Linked DNA regions of Homo sapiens: region 1 is linked to region 2. Evidence: chromatin loops called from intact Hi-C (ENCODE). Cell type or tissue: mucosa of descending colon. All regions are shown on one strand. Each heading gives the region's core, and the rest is flanking DNA. Links, peaks and the distances in the headings are about the cores only. Region 1 overlaps FRYL (FRY like transcription coactivator). Region 2 has its middle 23 kb from the start of CWH43.

Evidence for each region. Peaks named below come from ENCODE experiments on the same cell type or tissue, not always from the same donor. Only the 100,000 strongest peaks of a DNase experiment are listed, where the experiment ranks them.
Region 1: a loop joins it to region 2, with 13 times the contacts of the local background. A loop is called at or near these places in 100 of 110 quality-filtered maps.

Annotation. Positions count from the first base shown.
Region 1 is chr4:48,576,742-48,579,670 of GRCh38, reverse strand. FRYL (FRY like transcription coactivator) reads left to right here. Exons shown (of 64, transcript NM_015030.2): 23 at 430-698. Among named protein-coding and RNA genes, the nearest start is that of ZAR1, 88 kb to the right of the region's middle. In mucosa of descending colon, for the core only: a CTCF peak has its summit at 1,104 (motif pointing left); no DNase peak of the experiment used is centred there.
Region 2 is chr4:48,961,894-48,964,822 of GRCh38, reverse strand. No RefSeq gene overlaps it. Among named protein-coding and RNA genes, the nearest start is that of CWH43, 23 kb to the left of the region's middle. RefSeq lists an enhancer at 1,475-1,614. In mucosa of descending colon, for the core only: a CTCF peak has its summit at 1,577 (motif pointing right); no DNase peak of the experiment used is centred there.

The sequences.
Region 1 (2,929 bases), core at 161-2,660, 390 kb after region 2:
ACAAGTATTTAAGAATATATACCTCTGGAGAAGAGCTCATTTTTGAGTCTGTTCCACACATACATAGATACAGGTCAACATGAAAGTTAATGGTTCACTCTTTAGTTCTCTGGCAGCTTTTGGTATACGATGAAATTTGGATATTTATTTAAGAATTACTTAAATAGTGGTCCTGAACTTCTTTGGTTTATAGTCCTCTTGAGAATAATGAAAACAGTGGAATCCCTCTCCAAAAAAAAGACATGTATGCACATACAGAAACTTTACATGCAGTTTCAGGAATTCTCTACTCCCTTCAACCTACCATGGACTTTATATTATCTTGTTTTAGAAACTACTAATACACCACTTTCAGTTTAAAGCAATTTATATGGTAAAATTTCAAAGTTATTGAAATGTGTAATAATCAATTTTTTCCTCTCCATATAGACTACTTTGCTCTATTGCCCTAGCTCGATAGATTTACAAACTTTAGCAGAATGGAACTCTTCTCCTATTAGCCACCAGTTTGATGTGATTAGTCCATCACATATATGGATATTTGCACATGTGACCCAAGGCCAAGACCCATGGATTATAAGTCTCTCCAGTTTTTTAAAGCAAGAAAATCTTCCTAAACACTGCTCTACAGCTGTGAGCTATGCTTGGATGTTTGCATACACAAGACTTCAGTTGTTGTCCCCTCAGGTCGATATAAAGTAAGTTATTTTCCTAGTGTAAATTTAAAAATGTATAGACTGTCAGCTTTCATATGTATTTATTTGAAAAATTCAAAAGTATTACAGATTGGAAGGCCCATAAATAATATGTGATACTGCATTGATGTCTTAAGGAGGGAGAAGAATGTTGTCAAGGACATAGTCTCATAACTTCTTCATCCTTTTCATGTAATACAGTCTCACCAAATTTTAATTATTAATTTACTTAATAACACTGTACTTGGTACATAGTTGTGTCCATCGAATCTGTGTTAAGGGAAAAAATTGGGAAAGAATCTAAGGATGAGTATGGATGTAGACACAGAAGTTTGTAGATAAAGGGTGAGAAGCAGAGCGAAACTCAGCTCAGTGGCCTTACTTTTCCCGATGACAGTGTAAGGAAGGCCACCTTCTGGTGGGGAGTGGTAATAACACACTGAGTAGGAGATTTGAGGATGTTGGTAAAGATTTGGAATAACTGATGATGAAATGGAGAGTTGACCAAGGTCATTATAAATTTCAGTTAGTTTTTGTTTTGTTTTGTTTTTTTGCTCTTAAATACAGAGGAGAATTTTTGAATCTGGGTTTGGGTTCCTGATTTCTCCTTACAGAGTACACCACTGATCACATTGAATGGAATGAGTCCTCTCAGCATATAACTTGCCCATGTAAACCCAGCATCTGGATTGACCTATCACTGGAGGCCTACATTAAAGGCTCTTCAAACCTGACTTCACTCTGTACCTTTTTTCTTACTTTCTATCAATACTTTCAAAGTTGGAACCAAATTATCCCCTCAGAGTTCATTAAGTGTGGTTGATAGTTTCCATTTTGTGAGCTTTTGTTCACATGAGCGTAGGATACCTTTTTTTTTTTAATTTTTGCATATCCGTATCTAATATAGTTCAAATTCAATCTTATTTTTTAAAATCTCTTAAACTTCCTACCCAGAGTAGTCCTTCTTACTTTTGGATTTGAATATATATATATGTATATATATTTCTACATATACATGCTAATTGTATATATATGTTCTCAGGTATTGTGTATTGGATTTCTTTTTTGTTTTGTGTTTTGTTTTTTGTTTTTTTTTTAAAGAGGCAGGGTCTCACTCTGTCACTTAGGCTGGAATGCAGAGGTGTAATCATAGCTCATTGCAATGTCGAACTTCTGGGCTCAAGCAGTCCTCCCACTTCAGCCTCCCAAAGTGCTGGGATTATAGCTATGAGCCACCACACCTGGTCTGGATGTTACTTTTTAAATAAAGATTGACATTTGCCACCTTGCATACCATTTATGACCTTAAGTAGCCTTCCCTAATTACCATATTTTAAATTATAACCCCATATCCTACCAGCATTCTTTATCTCCCTTTTCTGCTCTATTTTTCTTCATCAAACTTAGCACCATCTGACATTGTTTTATTTATTTCTTTATTGTATGTCTCCCATGGCCTGCATGAGGGCAGTGATTTTTTTGACAGTTTTTTTGACTGATACGTTACCAGTGCTTAGATCGTTTTCTAACATACTAGGACATTGTTCTATGATGCTCTTGCTGAATTAACAAAGTGATGTGTTTGCATTACTTACCTTAACATATTACAAAACTAGTTGAAGGCAAGGATTATATATTTGTATTTTTCCTCTTTCGTTTTGCTCTCAGTTCTTAATTCTAACATAATTTCGGTATTTGGAAAGATTTATGGAATTGTTTCAAAATATTTTATTGATGTAATCTTTCAAGACAGAAATTTGGCAGAAGCCTTGAAAATATGTATCTTCTTTGACTCTGTGATTTCATTTTCAAGAATTACCTAAGAAAATAATTAACCATATATTCAAATGTATAGTATTGTGTATAATAGGGAAAAATTGCTATTAGCTAAAATGTCAAACAACAAAACTTTGGTTATATAAAATATGATACTTTATATTGATATAGCATATAGTTAATCAAAATAATGTCACAGAAGTATATTAATTTACATAGAGAGGTGAAAAATACGTAAGTCTAAAAGGTAGATACAAAATAAAATAAACATTTAATTCGTATAAATTAAAAGAGATGTATTCATGCACTTATAGTTCATGTATATGAATTAAAGATATATAGAATATGCAGTGTTTATTTTCATGTGGGATTAAAGGTGATTTTGATTTTGTTTTCTTTCTACATTGAGTATGCATAGTAAGTTATAAAATATGGCCCAATAAAATATTAACTTTTAT
Region 2 (2,929 bases), core at 249-2,748:
TTTTAGAGACAGGGTCTTGCTGTCACCCAGGCTGGAGTGCCCTAGAGCAATCACAGCTCATTGCAGTCTCAAACTCCTGGGCTCAAGCAACCTGCCCACTGCAGCTTCCCAAGCTAGTACTACAGGCACGTGCCACCATGCCTGGCTTTTTATTTTTTGTAGAGGTGTGGCCTCACTGTGTTACCCAGGTTGGTCTCAAACTCCTTGCCTAAAGCAATCCTCCTGCCTCAACCTCCCAAAGTGCTAGGATTATAGGCATGAGCCACCATGCCCAACTTTGTCATATACTTATTAAAGAACTGGAAGAAAATTCAGGGGAAAAAATGGAATGTGAAGCAAAAGTGGCTACAATAAAGAATGGAATCAAGAGAAAGTCTAACATTGAGAAGGAAATTATGACCAAAAATTTCAGATCATAGCACAGAGGAGGAGATACATTTCAAATAGAAGTAATAAATAGGTTTTTGGGTTGTTTGATAATCCCGTTAATGAAAAAGAGCAAACAATGTGAACACACAGGGAAAATATTTAAATTTCTTGCTAATTTGACATGACACTGCCATCTTAAAAGATAGAAATCACAGTATTCCGCTACAAGGAGGATGGAAAAACAAACTGGGAAATGAATGCTGTCAATGCAAACAGTATTCAATATTAGACACTGCACAAGAAAACTGGAAAATGTCCTCAGATCTTACGGCCCATAAGTGAATTACAGAGAGTTCCCCAAATTTGACCACAAGCCTCAGAATGTACATGACATTACCTGTGAATTGTGAAGCTCAAGGAAACTCTTCTCAACTGTCAACAGTAAACAAATTTTGATGAACCATGATAGAGGAAAAGCCAAATGATCTTTCTATTCTCACTGTAAAAAATATTGCCTGGCTGGATGTGGTGGCTCACATCTGTAATCCCAGCACTTTGGGAGGCTGAGGTGGGCAGATCACTTGAGGTCTGGAGTTTGAGACCAGCCTGGCCTCAAACTCATGGTGAAACCCCTTCTCTACTAAAAATACAAAAAATTAGCCAGGCGTGATGGCGTGTGCCTGGAGTCCCAGCTACTCAAAAGGCTGAGGAGGAATCACTTGAACCCAGGAGGCAGAGGTTGCAGTGAGCCAAGATCACGCCATTGCACTCCAGCCTGGGCTACAGAGTGAGACTCCAGTCTCAAAATAAATTGCAAAATCATTTTTATGAAGAGACAAAGAATTTTTTTAACTTTAGAGGAAAGATGTATGTGAGACAGTTAATCTACAAAACATTTATTTTTCTGTCTTGTGTGGTGTGCATAGTAATTGTCACCTTTTTGAAATTTGCAACTTGTTGCAATTTTGTTTCTCATTCTAAAATACGTATTCTCTTCCATACTTGATATTATATTTGTAATTTTATGTTTTTTCATTTTAAAGAGGAGTCCTAAAATGGAATATGCTACAGTTCCCACAAAAACTTGGACCTGCCTCTGGATGTAAGTTAAAAGGCAATGTATTTACTTAATAGGAAGAAATTGGGGCCTCTTTCTGCAACCTCGAGGAGGCGCTCATTCAGATGCTGACCAGTATGGCCACCAGAACGTTAGTTATACTGCACCATGACCAGCAGGTGGCAGTGAGGTAGAGCAATTCAAAATAATGCCTACGTTTGCCATTAAAAATACCAGCAAGATAAAATATTATTTTTGTATACTGCCTGGTACCAGATGTTTCACTTTGGTGCTTTGGATTATTTTAGAAGAATGTTATAAGAAAGATATGAACCATAAATATAGCTTCCCTATAGAGCTGAAATGTACCAAAGGAGTTTTACATTTAATAGTACATCAATCTTTACCCATATTTTAATTACTTGGTTTTACTACTGTAAACTAAAAATAAAATTCTAAGCCCCCCCCCCCAACCCCCATTCATCTGAAGGGACCTCTCCTCTCAGCCAACGGCATTCCAAAGTTAACCTGAAAAACTAGTTCAGGGCCAGGTGCGCTCATGCCTGTAATCCTGGCACTTTGGGAGGCCAAGATGGGTTCTTGGTTAGGAGTCTGATACCAGCCTAGCCAACAAAGTAAAACTCCATCTTTACCAAAAATACAAAAACTAGCGAGGCCTGGTGGTGCACACCTGTAGTCCCAGCGACTGGAAAGGCTGAGGCAGGAGAATAACCAGGGAGGTCGAGGCTGCAGTGAGCTGAGCTCGTACCACTGCACTCCAGCCTGGGCAACAGAGTTAGACTCCATCTCGAAAAAAAAAAAAAAATACCCTAGTTCAGGTCATGATGGAAGGGGGAGTCAGACATTCCTCATTATACCCCTTCCCTTCAGAATTCAGGCACTACTGACCAGCATGAACATTAAAACAGAAATCTTAAGACTTTTTGTAGCAATAAGACACCAAATTCCAGCCTGACTCAAGTATAGATACATGACAGATAGCAGGCCCTGAAAGAAATCAAAGTATTTTACCCTAATATATATTTCTTTGACATAGTTTGAAATGGTCCTGCAAAGCTGTATCTTATGGGGAAAATCTACATTCTGTAGAGAATCCCTTTCCCTTTCCAGGTACTTTCCCTGATCCAAGAGAGAATTAATTAAGACTCTGTTATCTTTTTAAGTCTGATAAGAAACATTTACAATCTATTCTCTCTGAAGCCTGCTACCTAGAAGATTCATCTGCATAATAAGAACCTTGGTCTTCACAACCCCTTGTCTTAACCCAGACACTCTTTTCTATGGATTCTAGGTCTTTAGATAAACTCTTTAAAGCAATTACCAATCAGAAAGTCTTTGAATCAATCTATGACCTAAAAGCACCCCCACCCCCCAACTTCCAGTTGTGACCAAGCCAATGTACATCTGACATGTATTGATTGATATCTTATATCCCCCTAAAATGTATAAAATGAAGCTGTAACCTGACCACCTTAGGCACAT